2 separate regions of the Homo sapiens genome follow, and region 2 is linked to region 1. A link is an interaction called in ENCODE POLR2A ChIA-PET data of the cell type or tissue named here. Cell type or tissue: B cell. All regions are shown on one strand. Each heading gives the region's core, and the rest is flanking DNA. Links, peaks and the distances in the headings are about the cores only.

Region 1 (10,018 bases), core at 2,092-7,091:
CCAAGGCAGGCAGATCACAAAGTCAGGGGATTGAGACCATCCTGGCTAACACGGTGAAACCCCGTCTCTACTAAAAATACAAAAAATTAGCTGAGCTTGGTGGCAGTTGCCTGTAATCCCAGCTACTCGGGAGGCTGAGGCAGGAGAATCTCTTGAACCTGGGAGGCGGAGGTTGCAGTGAGCCGAGATCATACCATTGCACTCCAGCCTGGGTAACAGAGTAAGACTCCGTCTCAAAAAACAAAATTATAAAAATATGTTGGGCACTTCTCATAATGAGATAGGTAAAACTGATAATTCTTTTCAATTAGTATTATTAGTTGAATATTATTAGGCTAGAAAATACAGTGTTGATCATCAGATCTCCTATTTTTCGTTTTTATTGAGATAACACTAAGAAAAGTTATGTAAGTACTTTGTAATGAAGGATGGTTCTTTAAATTTTGTGTGTGGATGCCGTATTGTTCTATTGTCAACTTGGTCAAGCTAGGTATTTCCCAGAATTCTCCTCCACATATAGAGTTGGCCAAACAGAAACTTGTTTGGAAAGCAGAAGTGAAACAGGGCCGTTATACTTTTGGAAACTCCACAGTCAGATGGAGTGATAAATAAAGGCAGAGGTAACTGGCTCATTCCAGCTTGTACTGACTCTTCTCTGCTTTAGTTCCAGGACTTCTTCCTGTATTACGAGCCTAATGACCAGCAAGGGCCTCACACCCACAGAGGCAACAGCTTCTCAAACTTCTCTATGACTTTCCAACTCCTTGTCCTCAACTCAAGGAGTCAGTTGGCCTTCACTTGGGTTCTCTCTTCCTATGCTGCAAAAGGGAAACTCTCCAGGCAGTCAAGGGGTAATCATAGATTCACTGCCACAATTATGCTGTGAAACATTACATTACCATCATTCTGAAAAGTTCCCTGTGCCCCTTCGCAGCCAGTCCCTTTCCCCAACCCCTGGCCTTTGACAGCCATAATCTGCTTTCTATCACTATAGTTTTGTCTTTTCTAGAATTTCATATGAATGAAATCATATAGTATGTTGTATCTGGCTTCTTTCCATTAGTGTAATGGTTTTGAGATTCATCTATTTTGTTGTATCAGTAGTTTGTAGCTTACTATCCCATTGTATGAATATACTGACATTTGTTTATCCATTTGATGGACATTTGGATTGTTTCCAGGTTGGGCTGCTATGAATATTTGCATGCAACTCTTTCAGGTAAATACCTAGAAAAGGAATTGCTAGGTTTTATGGTGTTTCACTTTTTTTTTTTTTGAGACGGAGTCTTGCTCTGTTGCCCAGGCTGGAGTGCAGTGGCAGTGTTTCACCTTTTAAGAAATTGCTAACCTGCTTCCAAAGTAGTTTTATCATTTTGTATTCCCACCAGCAGTGTATAAGAGTTCTGATTATTCTGCATCCTTGCCAGTACTCCATATTGTCAGTTTTTAAATTTTATTTAGAGACGGAGTTTCGCTTTTGTTGCCGAGGCTGGAGTGCAATGGTGCGATCTCGGCTCACTGCAACCTCCTCCTCCTGAGTTCAAGTGATTCTCCTGCCTCAGCCTCCCAAGTAGCTGGGATTACAGGTGCCCGCCACCACGCCCAGCTAATTTTTTGTATTTTTAGTAGAGATGAGGCTTCACCATGTTGGCCAGGCTGGTCTCGAACTCCTGACCTCAGGTAATCCACCCACCTTGGCCTCCCAAAGTACTGGGATTACAGGTATGAGCCACCGCACCCGGCCTTATAGTAATACTTCATTGTGTTTTTTCTTTTGGTTGTTTTTGTTTTGTTTTGTTTTTTTGAGATGGAGTCTTGCTCTGTTGCCCAGGCTGGAGTGCAATGGTACGATCTCAGCTCACTGCAACTTCCACCTTCCGGGTTCAAGTGATTCTCCTACCTCAGCCTCCCAAGTAGCTGGGATTGCAGGCATGTGCCACCACACCCAGCTAATTTTTATATTTTTGGTAGAGACAGGGTTTCGCCATGTTGGCCAGACTGGTCTCGAACTCCTAACCTCAGGTAATCCTCCACCTGCTTCAGCCTCCCAAAGTGCTGGGATTACAGGCGTGAGCCACTGTGCCTGGCCTCATTGTGATTTTAATTTGTACTTCTTTGTTGAGTAGTCTTGTTAAGCATTTTTTCATGTGCTTATTGACCATTTGTTTCTCTTTTATGACTTGTTTTTTGAAATATTTTGCCCGTTTTTAAATTTAAAAAAAATTATTTTTTATTATTTAAATTGTTTATATATTCTGGATACAAGCCCTTTATTCAGATATGTTTTGAAAATATTTTCTCCAGTTCCAGGCTTGCCTTTTCATTGTCTTACTTGTGTCTGAAGAATACAAATATTTGATTTTGATGATGTTCAGTGCATCAAAAAAAAAATTTTAATGGTTTGTGTCCTATCTAAGAAATCTTTGCTTATCCAAACATAACAGAGGTCTATGTTTTCCTTTAGAAATGTTATGGTTTTCATTTTTACACTTATATCAATGATACATATTGAGCTAATTTTTATATATGATATCAGGTAAGGATAGGGGTTCATTTTTTCCCCATATAGATATCACGTTGCTGTAACATAATTTGTTGAAAAGATTATCTTTTTCTCCCCATTCTAAAGGCCTTTGCACTGTGTTGAAACCCAGTTCACCATATATGTGTGGGCCTACTTCTAGACTCTGTTTCATTGATCTATATGTCCTTATGCCAGTTTCACCCTATCTTGATTAGTGTAGCTAATAAAGTAATTAGTGTAGCTATAAAGTAAGTACTGAAATCAATTAAATATAAGTCCTCCAACCTGGTTTTTTGTTTTGCAACGTTTTTTGCCTGTTCTGAGTCCCTTGTGTTCCCATATACATTTTAGAGTCACCTTGTCAATTTCTACCCCAAAAAAATGCCTGATCAGATTTTGATTGGGACTGCATTGAATCTTTAATTTGGGGAGAATTGATGTCTTAGCAATATGGAGTCTTCCCAATTCATGAACATAGCATATCTCTTATTTATTTATTCCTCCATTTAACTTTCTCAGCCATTTTTTTAGCTTTAGTGTATAGGTCTTGCATGATTTTGTTTAATTTATCCTTAAGTGTTTTTCTGATTTTTGGTCCCGTTGCAAGTGGTATTTTAAATTTTTCAATTTCCAATACTTCAATACTAGTATATAGAAATATAAAAGGTTTTTTTTGTTTGTTTGTTTGTTTGTTTTTTGAGACAGAGTTTTGCCCAGGCTGGAGTGCAACGGAGGAGATTTCAGCTCACCTCAACCTCCACCTCTCGGATTCAAGCGATTTTCCTCCCTCAGACTCCTGAGTAGCTGGGATTACAGGCATGTGCCACCACACCCGGCTAGTTTTGTATTTTTCAGTAGAGACAGAGTTTCTCCATGTTGGTCAGGCTGGTCTCGAACTCCTGACCTCAGGTGATCCGCCCGCCTTGGCCTCCCACAGTGCTGGGATTATAGGTGTGAGCCACTGTGCCCAGCTGAAATATAATAGTTTTTATGTTGACTTTGTATTCCACAATCTTTATTTCTTTTATTTATTTATTTATTTATTTATTTATGTATTTATTTATTTATTTTGAGACAGGGTCTCACTCTGTCACCCAGACTGGAGTGCAATGGCACGATCTCAGCTCACCGCAAACTCTGCCTCCCAGGCTCAAGCGATTCTCCTGCCTCAGCCTCCTGAGTAGCTGGGATTACAGGCATGTGCCACCATGCCCGGCTAATTTTTGTATTTTTGGTAGAGACAGGGTTTCACCATATGGGCCATGCTGGTCTCGAACTCCTGACCTCAAATGATCCACCTGCCTCAGCCTCTCAATGTGCTGGGATTACAGGTGTGAGCTACTGCGCCCAGCTGTCCCACAATCTTTCTATTAGTTCTAATAGCTTATTTTGATAAATTCCTTAGAGTTTTTTATATACACAATTATGTTTTCTGCAAATAAAGACAATTTTCCTTCTTCCTTTCCAGTCTGTATGTATGAGTCCATTTTCTGTTGCTTATAACAGAATACCTGAAGTTGGGTGATTTATAGAGAAAAAGAAGGTGATGGTGACACTAAAAGCTTAGACTTCACCACTATGCAGTATATTCATGTGACTCAACTGCACTTGTATCCCTTATATTTATACACATTTTTAAAGGGAAAAAAAGAAAAAAGATTTGTTTCTTATAGTTATGGAGTTCTCAGAAGTCCAAGGTTGAGGGGGCATATCTGGTGAGAGCCTTCTTGTTGATGGGGACTCTACCGAGTCCTGAGGTGGCCACAGGGTGTCCCATGGCAAGGGGGCTGAACGTACTAATGTGCTATGCTCACGTCTCTCTTCCTCTTATAAAGTCACTAGTTTCACTCTGATGATAACCCATTAATTCATTAACCCTTTAATATACTGATCTATGAATTAATCTATTCATGGGGGTAGAACCCTCTTGATCCAATCACCCTCAAAGGCCCCACCTCTCAACACTGCCACATTGGGGATCAAGTTTCAACATGAGTTTTGGAGAGGACATTCAAGCCATAGCACTGTACTTGTTTCTTTTTCTTGCTTTATTTCACTGACTAGAACCTTCAATACAATGTTGGATAGAAGTAGTGAGAGTAGACACCCTTCACTTGTTCCCAGTTTTAATGACAAAGCATTCAAACTTTTACCCTTTTCCAATCATGTTTCTCTAATGTAGAGCTACAACTCTGACCATCTCTCCTTCTAGGTAAAATGAGCAACCACATGCACCAATCAAAGTTTTGCCCACTCGGAAGATTTCCTTTGACCACTGTTCTCAGGACCACCTTGAGTGGGGTTATAACAATATGTGATGCAGAAACATCTGTAACAAGGAACCAGACTTGAATTTTTTTTTTTTTTCCTTAGGCAGGGTCTCACTGTCGCCCAGGCTGAAGTGCAGTGGCACGATCACCACTGCACTTCAGCCTCAACCTCCTAGGCCCCAGTGGTCCTCCTGCTTCAGCCTCCCAAGTAGCTGGGATCACAGGTGCATGCCACTGCACCCGGCTATTATTATTATTATTATTATTATTATTATTTTGTATAGGTGGGATCTTACCATGTTGCTCAGGCTGTTCTCGAACTACTGGGCTCAAGCAGTCCTTCCGGCTGGGCCTCCCAAAGTGCTGAGATTATAAAATGTAAGCCACCGTGCCCAGCCAGACTTGAATTTTTTTTTTTAATTTTTACCTCCTTGGTCAACTGGTGATAGGTGATTTCCCATGAGGCCATAGATGTGGGTTGAGAGAGAATAGGCAATGTAGCAGGAGTAGTTACTCAGAGAACTTGCTTCTGCATTTAGGACCTGCTCAGACCCAATCTCATTTATACCATTTCCATTTCATAATGACTCCATCATTAAGTAGATGGAGTGCAACTTTCTGGCTTGATGAGTCATATAATACCCAATTTAATTTATCATTAATAAATAATGATATTTAGGCTTAGCTCAGGACACTTGATAATTTGGTGGCCCACAGCCAAGGGCTTTAGTGTCCACTAGGGCCAAGTGACATGCTCGAAGCTGTATCTCAAAAGGAGAATAGTTACCTGCAGAAGATAGTATTGTGTTTCTTCTGATTTCATCTTGAGGCCTCTTTCTGGAGAGTGGCTGTAAACTCTAGCCCTGTCCTGACTCCAGGGCCCCAGGAGAGCTGGCCATGGATGTTTGCAGTGCGCCATTGACAGGATACTTCATTATCTGGCAGATGGCCTAATTCCTAAGTGTCAGACCCATGACCAGGTGTCCGTCTCACAGGAAACTTGTTGATACTGGCAGACACCTGTGTGGCTCTTGTCTGACTTGTGTCCAGTTTATTCCTACCAAGATAGCCACTCTGTAGGAGAACCCTCTATGGAATGAGAGTTGGGTTCAGGTATGATGGTCAGGTGAGTTGCAGAGGAGGCAACACAGCAAAACACATGAAGTAACAGAAGCAGTGTATTGCTTACAGAGCTCTTACAGAGAAGAGGGCAGCACGCCTCTCAGGGCCAGTGGGGAGAGAGCTGGCCAGGACACACGTGCTTAGCTGGGGAGCAGGGAATGAGAGAGAAAGCAAGGGGCCTGAGGGCTAATGTCTGTATTGGGTCCAGGCCATTACCCAAGCAGGTTTCCTGAGAGGAGTTTTTGTTTTTTTTGTTTGTTTGTTTGTTTTTGGTGGGGGGGGGGTTGGTTTTTGGTTTTGTTTTTTTTGTTGTTGTTTTTTTTTTGAGACAGAGTCTCACCCTGTCACCTAGGCTGGAAGGCAGTGGTGCAATCTTGGCTCACTGCAACCTCCGCCTTGCAGGGTCAAGTGATTCTCATGCCTCTGCCTCCCGAGTAGCTGGGATTACAGGTGCCCACCACCACACCTGGCTAATTTGTGTATTTTTAGTAGAGACATGGTTTTGCCATGTTCCCCAGGCTGGTCTCAAACTCCTGACCTCAGGTGATCCTCCTGCCTCGGCCTCCCAAAGTGCTGGGATTACAGGCATGAGCTGCCATGCCCAGCGGGTTTTTGGTTTTTTGAAATGGTCTCATTCTGTTGCCCAGGCTGGAGTGCACTGGCGCTATCACAGCTCACTGCACCCTCTACCTCTCAGGCTCAAGCAGTCCTCCCACCTCAGCCTCCTAAATATCTGGGATCACAGGAGTGCGCCACCATGCCTAGCTAATTTTTAAATTATTTTTGGTAGAGACAAGGTCTCGCTATGTTGCCCAGGCTGTCTCAAACTCCTTGTCTCAAGCAGTCCTCCCACCTTGGCCACTCACAGTGTTGGGATTACAGGCGTGAGCCACTGCATCCGATAGGAGTTCTAACTGGTAAGTTTAGAGCAAGCAGGCACAAGTATCATGGGGTCATGCTGTGACTCAGAGGTGGTCACTGCAGCATGTCTGGGCAGTCCATGTGGGGCGAGGGGGTTGGAGCAAGTCACATATGTAGTATCTAGGTGTCCACAGGGAAGTGGTCATCAGGAGGTGGTTGTATAAGGCAGGTATCTAGATTGATCACACTGAGGAGCTAGGAGGAGGTGGAGAACTGGACAATGTGTCAAGGGTGACTGAGTCCTGCTTTTTATATGAGAAAGGCTAACCTGTATTTAAAACAGATGCTGAGACAACATACAATTATAAAAATTTCGCCAGGTGCAATGGCTCATGCCTGTAATCCCCACCCTTTGGGAGGCCAAAGCTGGAGGATCACTTAAGCCCAGAAGTGTGAAACCAGTCTGGGCAACATAGCAAGACATTGTCTCTACAAAAAAAAAAATTTTTTAAGTTAGCCAGGCATGGAGGCACACGCCTGTAGTCCCAGCTACGTGGGAGGCTGAGGTGGGAGAATGGCTTGAGCCCAGGAGATCGAGGGTGCAGAGAGCCATGCTTGCACCACTGCAGTCCAGCCTGGTGAGACAAAGTGAGACCCTATCTCAGAAAAAGAAAAGAAAATATCCTGAGTTGCAAATGCCCTGAATACACCTAACCTACAGGACATCATAGCTTAGCCTAGCCTACCTCAAACATGCCCAGAACACTTACATTGGCCTACAGTTGGGCAAAGTGATCCGTCCATACAGCCCACTGTAGAATATTGGTCATCCAGCCTAGTGATCCTGTGGCTGGCAGAGCTGCACTCACTGCTGCTGCCCAGCATCACGAGAGAGCATCGCACCACATATCACTCACCTAGGGAAAGATCAAAATCCAGCATTCGAAATACAGCTTCTACTGAATGCACATCGCTTTCGCATCATTGCTGAAGTAAAAAAAATTAAGTTGAACCTTCATAAGTCAGGAACTGTCATGACAATGTCATCTTTTCTTCTGGGCCCCACTCAAAACTGATAGCCTTTTAAGTTATTCAGAAAATGGGTCAGAGAAGAACATTGAAATGAGGTATACATTGCCTTCAAAATCCAAAACCACTGGGCATTGTGCCTCTTAGTGGTAGTAGGGCCCAGCTTAACATGCCCCAGACCGTTAGGCCCCCCAGAAGGTTCACTGAATGTTTGTGGGATTTATTTCCCACCCTCTGGCATACATATATCTCGTCAAGGTGGCTAGAATAGTTACTACTTCTAATCAGCATATTATCAACACATTAGATGAATGTGATGTCCTGTGGAGTAGAGAAGAGGACAAGGTCTCCACAAACTAGATGATGACAGATGACTGCGAATTGATACAGTCCTGAGTTTGGATAACGAATAGGTATTGCTAGCCCTGTCAGCTCAAAGCAAACTGCTTTTGATGGTCTTTACTAAAAATTGCTGAGGAAAAAAGCATTCATCAGATCAATAGCTGCATACTTTGCTCCAAGGGATGCATTGATTTGCTTCATGAATGAAGGCACACCTAGAATAGCAGCTGCAATTGGAGTCACAACCTAATTGAGTTTATAATAATCCACGCCATTCTCTTGGATCCATCTTGGATCTGCACAGGCTAGAGAGCTAAGCTGAATGGAAATCATCAGCTCTGTGTCTTTCAGATCATTGATTAGTGGTGGAACTAATTTCTGCAATCTCTCCAGGAATGCAGTGCTGCTTTTGGCTCACTGCTTTTATAGGTAGAGGCTAACATTTATATGGTTTGTCTTTTTTTTTTTTTTTTTGAATAGAGTTTCGCTCTTTTTGCCCAGGCTAGAGTGCAATGGCACTATCTCAGCTCACTGCAACCTCTGCCTCCCGGGTTCAAGCAATTCTCCTGCCTCAGCCTCCCAAGTAGCTAGGATTTCAGGCATGTACCACCATGCCCAGCTAATTTTGTATTTTTAGTAGAGATGGGGTTTCTCCATGTTGGTCAGGCTGGTCTCGAACTCCGACCTCAGGTGATCCACCTGCCTCAGCCTTCCAAAGTGCTGGGATTACAGGCGTGAGCCACCTCGCCCGGCCTCCATTTTTTTTCAATTCAGCATAATTTGTATTGTCTCTGAAACTCAGCTTCCTCATCTGTGAAATACAGATAATGATGCCAGCCTTACTTGTGTTCAGAGGTTGTTGTAAGACTCAAATAAGATTGTGTAAGCTAAAATACATTACAAACTGTAGAACCCTCTACAGGGTATAAGGAATAAGCGCTAGAATTATTATTACCTCCTTCCATCCCCTCTTATATAGAAAATTTAGATTATAGTCCCCTTGTTACTATTTCAATCTATGTTTTTTGTTGTTGTTTTTGTTGCAAGTACTTGGAATCCACTCAAAGTAGTTTAAGCATAAATATGGAATCGAATTTGAAAGATCCAGGAGTGTCTCAAGAAGCTCAGAATTCACAGGCAGGAAAGGCACTTGCGCATCATAAGGTGGTAGAAAAAGGAACTGAAAAGGCATTGGGAGCTGTGGCCATGAGAGTGCACTGCTCACATCTCTGAATGCAGGGGAGCGTAACATGGCCCCCTGCTGCTGGGCTATGAAATTCTGCCACTGCATTTGCACTGAGACCACCCTTCTTGTGAGCTGCTCCCACCCGGTGACTGAGTGCAGGCCTGCCATACTAAGGCAGGCCCATTTCTGGGATATGGGGACTCCTCTGACAGGTGGCTTTGGCACAAGCACACCTCATCAGCTCTTGCAGAGCTTTCTTAGAACTACACTACGTTCTAAGCTGGGCATGGTTAGGCATGTGTAGTCCCAGCTACTCAAGAGGCTGAGGGAGGAGAATTGCTTGAGCTCAGGAGTTTGAGGCCAGCCTGGACAACAAAGGGAGACTGTCTCTGAAAAAGAAAGAACTACACTGCGTTCTAACACCTCCTCAACCCAGCCCTCCTCCATTCCTGTCTCCTGGCAGGGGCTACACCTGCATTGCAGCTCTCCCAGGCTCTTCCGGCTTCCTGCTATTCGCTTCACAAGTGTTTTCCCAGCACATCTCTTGCACATTTAGTCCTATCTGGGCATCTTCTCAGAGGACTCAAACCTTAGGACAGGAACCTAAGTAATTCCTCTTTTGCAACTCCAAGTCTATGTGGACTCTTATTTTCTTTCTACTTTTCTACTTCCTTTCTGCTTTAC
Region 2 (10,018 bases), core at 3,239-8,238, 220 kb before region 1:
GTCACCATACTAATGCCAAACTTAGTGCAGACACCCAATCGGCATAGTGCACTACAGCCCAGAACTCCTGTACAGACTCAAGCAATCCTCCTGCCTCAGCCTCCCAAGTACCTGGGACTACAGGTGTGTGCCACCACATCTATTTATTTTTTGAGACAGGGTCTCACTCTGTCACCCAGGCTGGAGTGCAGTGGTGCAATCATGGCTCACTGCAGATTTGACCTCCCGGGCTTACATGATCCTTTCACCTCACCCCACTGAGTAGATGGGACCAGAGGTGTGCACCATGCACCCCTAATTTTTTAATTTTCTTGTAGAGATGGGGTCTCCCTATGTTGCTCAAGCTATTATTGTTTTAAATATTTTTTGTTTCTTTCTCTTCTCTTTGTTTCTCTTCTCTTTCTTGCATCCCCATTATGTGTATGTTATTTTTTTCATAGTTGTCGCACAGTTCTTGAATAGTCTGTTTCACTTTTTCAGTCTCTTTGTTCTTTGCTTTTCTGTCCTGGAAGTTTCTATTGATATATCCTCAAGCTTAGAGATTCTCTCTTCAGCCATGTCCATTACACTCATGGGCCTATCAAAGGTATTTTTCATCACTAGGACAGTGTTTCTCATCTCTAGCTTTTCTTTTTATTCTTTCTTAGGATTTCCATCTCTCTGCTTCGCGGGTTCTTGCATGCTGTCTACTTTATTCATTAGAGCCCTTAGTATATTAGTTATAGTTGTTTTAAATTCCCAGTCTGATAAATCTAACACTCCTGCCATATCTGAGTCTGGGTCTGATGCTTGCTCTTTTTCTTCAAACTTTGTGTTTTGCCTTTTAGTATGACTTGTAATTTTTTTCTTGACATCAGACATGAGGTACTGGGTAAGAGGAACTGCAGTTAGTAGGCCCTATAGTAATGTCGTAGTAAGGTGGCAAAGGACAGAAAAGTGATCACAGTCCTATGATTAGGTCTCAGCCTTTTAGTGATCCTCTGTCTCTGAAATGTTAACTTCACAAGTGCTTCTTGGTTTTCCCCCTTTGGATGGAACAGGACAGTTAGAGCTCTGTATACACCTAAAAAGCATAAGCAAATATTGAACTTTAGCCAATGTGTGCATGTTGAAATGTTTGAGGGGGGCAGGGAAAGTGTACTGATGTCTATAACTTACTTTGAAAGTCATCAAAAGACAAGATGGATTGATAGACAGGTGGAAGGATAGATGTACATGTGATAAGGAAACTATAGTAAAACATAAATTGTAAGGTCTAGGTGGTGAGTATACAGGTTTTCATTGTACTTTTTTTCCAACTTTTTTGTATGTTTGAAAATTTCATAATACAATGTTCAAAAAATAAGCCCAACAGCCTAAGGAGATAGGTCAGAGTCAGTAGGATGAAATTTAATGTCAGTGAAGGGCAAGTGGTCTCTTCAGGTGTAGATGCTCTTTTGCTTAGGTGAAGAATGAGGAAGTCATTTTCTGTCAGCTCTTCATATACATAAGGAATGGGTTGCACTCAAGGTAATTATCATGTTCTTCTGTAAGAGATGCTGAACTCATAGATGTTTCCGTAATCTCTGGACAAGGAATTGGGCATGCTATCCTACTCCAGGCCATTCACATCCTCTTAAGGTGAGATATCCCACTTTCTAAGAGACTTTGGCAAATGAGTCATATCAGTCAGGATGGGCTGAGTTTTGCTGCAATAACAAAAGACTCCCAAATCTCAGTGTCATCTCCCTCATATTCCACATCCGATGTGAGTTGGCTGTGGCTCGATCCATGTCGTTTTTACTCTGGGACACAAGCTGACAGAGTGGTTCTTATTTAGAGCATTCTATCTAGTAGCAGAGGGAAAAGAGACATGGCAAACACAGGCAGGCTTTTACAGAAGCCTTGTAAGGGGTCTATGATGCTCCTGCCCACATAGCATCGGCCAAAACAAGTCTGATGGCCAGGCCTTAGTTCAGCTAGATGTGAACACCCCATCCTCCAGCAGGAGGAGGCACAGCTGGTGATGACCAACGGTGACTGAATCTACCCCAAGGAGATTATCAGAATGATGTGAGGTCTAAGAAAGGTGAGGGAAGTAGGGGAGAGGTGGCAGAGGAATGACATGCTGGTTTTATTCAAACATTTTAGAAAATGCAAGACAAGATGTGCTCTGCACAGCTCCAGGGGCAAGCTGAAGACATTTCTACCAGCTAGGAGTCACAGGCTTCAGGTTGTCACAGGAAGCACATTCTGACAGGAAGGACTACCCAGCATTAGGGAACACCGAGGGCACGTTGTTACCTGGGCTGCTCCATGCGCCCAGGACAGTGATGACACTTGAAGACAGAGTTGCCTTCCATTCTCCCCCTCCCCATAAAATACTGGGCCCAGCCGCCCACACAGCAGTGACCTCCCTATCCCTGAAAAAATGTAAGCAGAGCCTGGGTGCTCCTGGACAGAGGGCTGTGGATGGAGCCCCTGCATCGCAGGGTGAGGCCAGACCACAGCAAGCCAGAGGAGGGTGTGTCTAACCCAGGGTACACGTAGGACAGATAACTTGGCAGGGATGCTGTGCTCCTTCTTGCTAACATGTGCCCCTCTCAAGCTGCCAGGAAAAAAAAAAAATCACATAATGAGGTTGCTAAGATCTACAGAAAGAATGAATCTTCTATCCATGAAATTGTGAAGAATGAAAAAGAAATTTGTGCCAGTTTTGCTGTCACACCTCAAAATGCAAAACTTATGGCTACAGTGTGTGAGAAGCGCTTAGTTAGGGTAGAAAAAGCATTAGATTTGTGAGTGGAAGATGTCAACAGAAACGTATTCTGATTGACAGCAACCGTGTAGCACCAGATTAACTTCATCTGGATTAAATTTGTTCACTGGCATCTATGTATAGGAAAAGACGTGGCAGATGTAGGGTTTGGTACTATCTGCAGTTTCAGGCATCTGCTAGGGGTCTTTGAAGATATCCCTCAAGGACACTCCATATAAATGAAATCATCCAATATGTACTCATTTTTAATCTACCCTTTTTCACTCCAAATAATTATCTTGATATATTTCTATGTTGTATCAATAATTTGTCCCTTTTTATTGCTGAGTAGTATTCCCTAGTGTGGCTATACACAGAGTGTTTACACATTCACCTGTTAATGGAAAATTGGGTGGTTTCCAGTTTGGGGATTTTACAAAAAGCCTGCTGTGAACACTTCTGAATACATCTTTGCATGAGCATATTTTTCTTATTTCTCATGTAATTACTATCAAACAAAAATATAAATCTGGATTCCATAAAAAGAGAATTTATTCAAAAGGATTGTTGTGGGGGTTGGGGGGGGACTATTACAATAAGGAGACAGTCTGACGATGTGATCCTCAAGTGTCTCAGAGGTTAGGCAAAGGGCTGACCTTGTATAGGGAGGCGTAAACATGGCTAGAAAGAACTGTTATGGGAAAGTGAGCTGAGCAAGAGTGTCACGATCGAGCAGGTCTTACCCTGCAGACAGCCTGTTCTCAGGAGGGACCCTCAGGAAGGCGGTGGGTTGGCACAAGCTGCGGGTGGGCCAAAGGTCAGGGGCTTGGAGAAGGAGAGAATCTGAACCAAGGTTTGGTTACAGGCATTTTGTTCTTATTGATCTGTGGGGACAAGCAGTCCAGCTAATCATTTATGATGTCAAGAATGGGAATTTAGAGGGTCTGTGTATGGTCTGGTCAGGAGGAGACATTCAGGATTCTTATTCAAGCTATATGGAAAGCCACTGGTTCTTTCCAGTAGGGTGTTTTCTGGAACAAAGGAGTGGAAGGATTCCTTAACCTTCACTATTTCTAGGAGCAAAGGGCTAAGGTACAACTCAATACTGTCAATAGTTAGGATTGAAATGGCTAGGTCATATGGTAGGAGTATGTTTAACTCTTCATACACTGCCAAATGATTTTCAATTGTAGTGATACTATTTTATAATCCCATAAGCAGCGTACAAGAATCCCAGGTCCTCCACATTCTTGTGAATACTTGGTATAATCAGTCTTCTTTGTCCATTCTAGTAGGTGTGAGACGGTGTCACATTGTGCTTGCAATTTGCATATCCTTAATGATTAATGATGTTGAGCATCTTTTCATGTCTTAATTTTCTGTCTGTATATCTTATTTGGTGAAGTGTCTGTTCAAATATTTTGTCCATTTAAAAAATTGAATTGTTTGATTTTATCTATTGATTTTAAGTGCTCTTTCTATATTCTGGATACAAGTCTTTTATCAAATATAGCCTCTGAAGATCTTTTCTTTCAGGCTGTAACTTAGCTTTTCAGAAAGTCTTTGGGAGCTATGGCTTAATGAAACACCTGTGCCAGGTTCTCCTCAGCACATCCCCCTGATCACAGCCACCCCCATAGGCTCTTTTTTTTTTTTTTTTTTTTTTTGAGACGGAGTCTTGCTCTGTCCCCCAGTGGTGTGATCCGGGCTCACTGCAAGCTCCGCCTCCCGGGTTCAGGTCATTCTCCTGCCTCAGCCTCCCGAATAGCTGGGACTACAGGCGCCCGCCAACATGCCCGGCTAATTTTTTGTATTTTTAGTGGAGACGGCGTTTCATAATGTTGGCCAGGATGGTCTCGATCTCCTGACCTCGTGATCCGCCCGCCTTGGCCTCCCAAAGTGCTGGGATTACAGGTGTGAGCCACTGCACCCGGCCATAGGTTCCATTTCTATATCGGTGGTGACCTTCTGTAAGCTAGACTGAAGTCCCAAGCTCCAGACCCACGTCTCCAGCTGCCCACTGTTCAATGCCCTTTGGATGTCCCATGCAAATTGGAGCTCACTGTCATCTCCCCAGACCCGCTGCTCCTCCAGAAGCCCTGTCTCCATGATCAGCCCTGCACCTACCAGGCTAGAGACCCAGGAGTCGGCCTTGTACCTGCTTCCTTCTCACTTCCACCTCCTGTCATCCAGAGCTGTCAGTTCTTCCTCCTGAACATCTATGAACACTCACCTTCTCCGCCAAGCACCGCACCATCATTGTTCTCACCCGCACCACCCACCCAGATACCTTTCCTTAGACAGGTGGCCAGAGAAAAACTTCTCAAATAGAAGTCGGGCCATGGCACGCCACTGAGGACCTTCCAGCGGTCTCCTGTGCACTTAAACAAGGTCCAGACTCCTTCGTGGGACAAGTAAAGCTCTTGATGATCTGGTCCTTGAGTAATGTGGGGGCCTCTTGCCCAGAGCCCCTCATACTCTTCAAAGCCGGCAGCCGAAGAGCTGAGCAGTAGCTGTCTGTGGAGTTCAGCCTCCGCTCCCTGCACGCCTGCCCTCTGCAGGGGATGGAGCACCGTTTCCCCACTTCCCCACCTGCGCCCAGCAGTGCAGGTGAAGGCCTGGCTGCTGGGAGTGGCTGGGAAACGCTGAGCTTTGGGGTCAGGAATGCCAGCTCCACTACTCACCGCCTGTGTCACCCTGGGAAAACAGCTCTGGCCCCAGGTTCTCCATAAGTAAAACAGGGTCACTCATCCCTCCCCTCCTCAACGACATATGTCAGAATCAGAAGCCACAAATCATTCTCTCCCACCCAGCACGCTGCCTTGGTCTCCTAGACCACTTTCCCCAACAATGGGAAAGGCGCCAGGCCCAGAACAGGGCCGAGACCGGATGAGGCCAGCGAAGCGCCCAGGGACAAACTTTCAGGCAGCGCCCACTCTCGGTCTCGGGCAATTGCAGGGTCCCTCCGAGAGCGACCGTCTCCAGAAAACGCGGCCGGCGCCTGCCTATGCCCTGAGCCTGAAGAGCCCCCGGCGCCGCCCGCCCCGCACTGGGCCCGCCCCTCCGGGATTGGTGCCCTGCTAGGGGTGGTTGCCTGTGACGTCACCGGACGCGCCCGCTTCTCGCTGGAGTGCGCACCGAGCGGCAGTGACTTCGCCGCTGCTGTAGTTCCCCGGCTGGATGCGGTGACTGGTGCCAGTGCTCAGGCGCCCGCTGCCCTTGACCTCCCGCCCCGCGAGCCCTAACTCAGCGCAGGAGGACCGGCTGCCGCCGCCGCCGCCGCCAGGTAGACCAGGCCTGGCTGGGTTAGGCCAGAAGGGTGTCCCTGGCGCAGGTCTCCCGCGGAGGGCAGAACTAGAACCAGGTTCCCGGCCGTTTCCGACCACACGGATGGGGCGGACCCATGTGAGCCCTCACTAATTGCAGGGGACGAAGCTGGGCATATGGGGAAACTGGGGGTTTCCAGGCGAGTGGACGGTGGGATGGGATCCGACGTGCACACCCACGTTTCAGGCTACTGTTTCCACCTCACGTCGCCGCCCCTTTGCTTATGGACTCTTGCAGAGTTGGATTGAGCTCGGACTGTGTGACATAGTGGTTGTTGCAGAAGCCCCAGGGCCACTTTCTGACTAGTACCTTGGGCACCTGACGTCATCCCTTTGAGTCTCAGTGTCCTCTTCTGTAAAGTGAGGGCGCTTTACCTGAGGGGATTGCTGTAAGGTTGGAATGAACCTGCATGTGTGAGTCATGTGGGAAGGGAACAGTCAATGGGGCCTGGGGTTCTCTTGGAGAGCTGGTAACCAGCCTCGTCCCTGAGGCAACAGCCAGAGGGCGCCTGTAGTTTCCCCACGCATGGCTGTTAGCAGGGCCTCTGCAGGATCTCCTGTGGGAGGTCCCTACTTCTCACTACAATCTTTAGGGCCTTTGGAGGATTTCCTATGGAAGGTCCCCACTTCTCACCACAACATTCTGGGTTAAAATGTCCTTGGTAGGAAGATGGGGCTGAAGCTAGATTTTCTTGCTTGCATTACAAGCTTCTGAACCAAGGACTTCAATGTCACCTGGACTTGGATTCACATCCCAGCTCCTTCCCTTCCTAGCTTTAAGACTGTGTAACCTTGGGCAAATCCCTTAACCGCTTTAAGCCTTAACTGTTTCATCTGTAAAATGGGACTAACAGTACCTACCTTCCACAAGCGTCAAGAATTAAATCAGGCCTGGCGCGGTGGCTCACGCCTGTAATACCAACAATTTGGGAGGCCGAGGCAGGCGGATCACAAGGTCAGGAGATCGAGACCGTCCTGGCTAACACAGTGAAACACCGTCTCTACTAAAAATACAAAAATTAGCTGGGCGTGGCGGCGTGCACCTGTAGTCTCAGCTGCTGGGGAGGCTGAGGCAGGAGAATGGCGTGAACCCGGGAAGCAGAGCTTGCAGTGAGCCAAGATCGTGCCACTGCATTCCAGCCTGGGCGACAGAGCGAGACTCCATCTCAAAAAAAAAAAAAAAGAATTAAATCGGACATTGTAGGTAGAGCACTTAATAGTTGGCATTCAGCGGCAGCAGTTACTGTTATGTTAGCATGTGGAGTGTCTGAGTGTGTGCACTTTGGCTCGAACAGCCTTTTGACAGTGGCACAGTTGGTGCTTGTGTAAGATAGCAGGGCAGAGAAGTCAAAACCCTCGGTTTTCTAGTCAAACTGGTGGGCCACAACAGTGGTGACCTAAGTCTAATGAGTCTTTCACTGAACAAGGCAGATTGAATCTCCAGGCGAGGACCAAGAGTCTGGGGCTCAGCTGCCTCAACATTTTTGGGCATAGAAGGCTGTACAATACAAACAGCCTTTGTTGTAAGAGCAAGGAACCATTCAGGGAAGGCACCATGTGGTAAGGAATAGTGGCCAGAATTGGATTCAGAACAAAACAAGAGAATAGTGTTTGTCTTTAAGTGGAGCCTTGGACTCAAAATAGGACCTGAGCTCTGTGGATAATTTCTTTTTTTTTTTTTTTTTTGGAGTTGCTCTGTTGCCCAGGCTGGAGTGTCGTGGCATGTTCTTGGCTCACTACAACCTCTGCCTCCTGTGTTCAAGTGATTCTCGTATCTCAGCTTCCCTAGTAGCTGGGATTACAGGCGCCTGCCACCAGTCCTGGCTAATTTTTTTGCATTTTTAGGGGAGACAGGGTTTCGCCATGTTGGCCAGGCTGGTCTTGAACTCCTGACCTCAAGTGATCCACCCACCTCGAACTCCCAATGTGCTAGGGATTTCAGGTGTGAGCCACTGCGCCTGGCCCTTGTGGATACTTTCTAGGTGATTTGAGGAGGAAAGGCACAGCCATGTCTCCTAAAGTTAACAAGCACTAAGCTTTCCCAAGTAGTGAAATGTCAAGCCTCTGCTTCTGTCACTTATTTGTTCATTCAGCAGAAAGTCACTGAGAGCCTTCTGTACACCAGGCACAGTGCTGGGCAGTGAAAGAGACAGACATGTCCCTGGATCCAGGGAGGAGATGACCAAGTGATGGCTGTCAGGCCCAGACCTTGCTGTTTGTCTGCAGCCTCTTCCCTCAGGCAACTTGTTCTCTATCAGGAGAAATGAAATAATTATTATCTGGAGAGGCAGGTGGGGGCGCTGCTCCTAGAAGACAAGGACAGCCTGGTAGAGGTTCTAGCTTGATCATGTGAGCAGTGGAAACCATTTTAAGTTGGAGGTTAACAGGACCAAAATAGCATTTAAAAAATGGCTTATGGCCACTGTGAAGCCAGTTTCACCAGCATCACTTGCCCATGCTGGGCTGCCACCCAGCTAATTCCTGGTCCTGCTCATTTAGCCCAGCTCAGCTCACATCACTTCCTCCAGAAACTAGACAAGGGTAGAGCCCCTGACCATCTTCACAGCATTAGTCCTGATAGCTGAATCTTACGTCACTTGTTAACATCTGTGACCTGTGCAGGGAGAATGGCAGGGCTGAGTTTCACCTACATTGTTTCCCCAATACCTACAGCAGAGCCAAGCACAGTGGGAACTTTCAGAAAGCACTGGTTGAAGGAACACTGGAATCCCTGGGACTTACTGCGTAGCATGTAGTAGTTGCTCCTGTAGAAAAGTTTCACCTTATGAAGAATAGCAGGTAAAATACAAGCCTGGACCACTTCCCGTGTGGTATGCAGGGAACGGTTGATGGGGCAAAGGGCCTTGGGCTATATAGCCCTAGGAATTTCAGAGATCCTGATGATGGCTCTGGGATCCTCCGTCTCCTGGATCCTGCATTTTTCTCTGCAGGCTCTGATGGTGGTGTCTGGTAGAAGGTTACTCACAGCTCTGCTGCAGGCTCAGAAGTGGCCCTTTCAACCCTCCAGAGACATGAGACTAGTGCAGTTCTGGGCACCCCACCTGGTGGGGCCTCACTTGGGCCTGGAGACAGGGAATGGTAGAGGGATTATCAACCTCAATGCCTTTGACCCCACACTCCCAAAGACAATGACGCAGTTCCTAGAGCAGGGAGAGGCCACCCTCTCAGTGGCAAGAAGGTAAGTAAGTGGGCAGCATCGCCCTGACACAGCTGCCCTGGTCCCCCCACATCCTCCCCGCTCTGGGAAACAGCACCAGCAGGTAGCTCTTTTGCAAGGGAGCAGAGTAACCCCACCTTTCCTTTTCTCCCATTCTCTTAAAAGATCCTTATAAATCTTATATAATAACATCTTCAGTTTTCAGAGGAGAAAACTGAGAGCTAGGGGAGGTGATTAACAATTTGAAGGCCATACATGTGGTGCTGGAACCAGGACTCTATACTTCATCACACTGCCTCCTCTGGGAATGAAGTCCTGGACTGACTGACGGGTCTGGGCCCGGGGGTCCTAAAAGGCATCTTATGCAGCTGGGGGAGTGATATAGACTCCCAGCTCCTACAAGGAGAGAGGACTGCAAGGAGGTTTTCTATAAGACACTTGGTTCCTGGGTTTGGACTAGATTAGGTGAGAGTGTCCCTGAAGCCTGGACTCCTATAGAATCTGGTCTAAGGAGCTGATGAACAATAAATTAAAAATACTTTAAGATGTCATTTTCATCTATTAAAATGGAAAAAAATACAAATGTTTCACAGCTCACAGTATTAACAGTATGTTCCCATATTGCCATAATCTGCAAAGATTGGAAAACTCCATGTCCCTCATTAGGGACTTGGGTATATCTCTATAGAGCAGTAATATGCAGCCACAAGAAATAAAGAGGACACTCTCTATGTATTGTTACATATTGTTAAGCAGAGATCTCCAAAGTCAGTTGTT

The links. Peaks named below come from ENCODE experiments on the same cell type or tissue, not always from the same donor. Only the 100,000 strongest peaks of a DNase experiment are listed, where the experiment ranks them.
Region 2: POLR2A ChIA-PET joins it to region 1 with 15 read pairs; 2 of 35 experiments call an interaction of 5 or more read pairs at or near these places.

The regions. Positions count from the first base shown.
Region 1 is chr2:96,224,641-96,234,658 of GRCh38, forward strand. The region is part of intron 1 of STARD7-AS1 (STARD7 antisense RNA 1); the gene reads left to right. Among named protein-coding and RNA genes, the nearest start is that of SNORA112, 15 kb to the left of the region's middle. RefSeq lists enhancers at 471-765, 9,382-9,451, 9,462-9,611. In B cell, for the core only: no CTCF peak of the experiment used is centred there; no DNase peak of the experiment used is centred there.
Region 2 is chr2:96,004,710-96,014,727 of GRCh38, forward strand. It overlaps LOC124900512 (fumarylacetoacetate hydrolase domain-containing protein 2B-like), which reads left to right and starts at 6,035. Exons shown (of 4, transcript XM_047446740.1): 1 at 6,035-9,262. The coding sequence starts at 8,913. It also overlaps the pseudogene RN7SL210P and the pseudogene FAHD2CP. RefSeq lists an enhancer at 4,922-5,753 and a silencer at 5,704-5,783. In B cell, for the core only: no CTCF peak of the experiment used is centred there; DNase peaks (open chromatin) are centred at 5,282, 5,805 and 6,537; H3K4me3 peaks cover 767 bases; H3K27ac peaks cover 399 bases.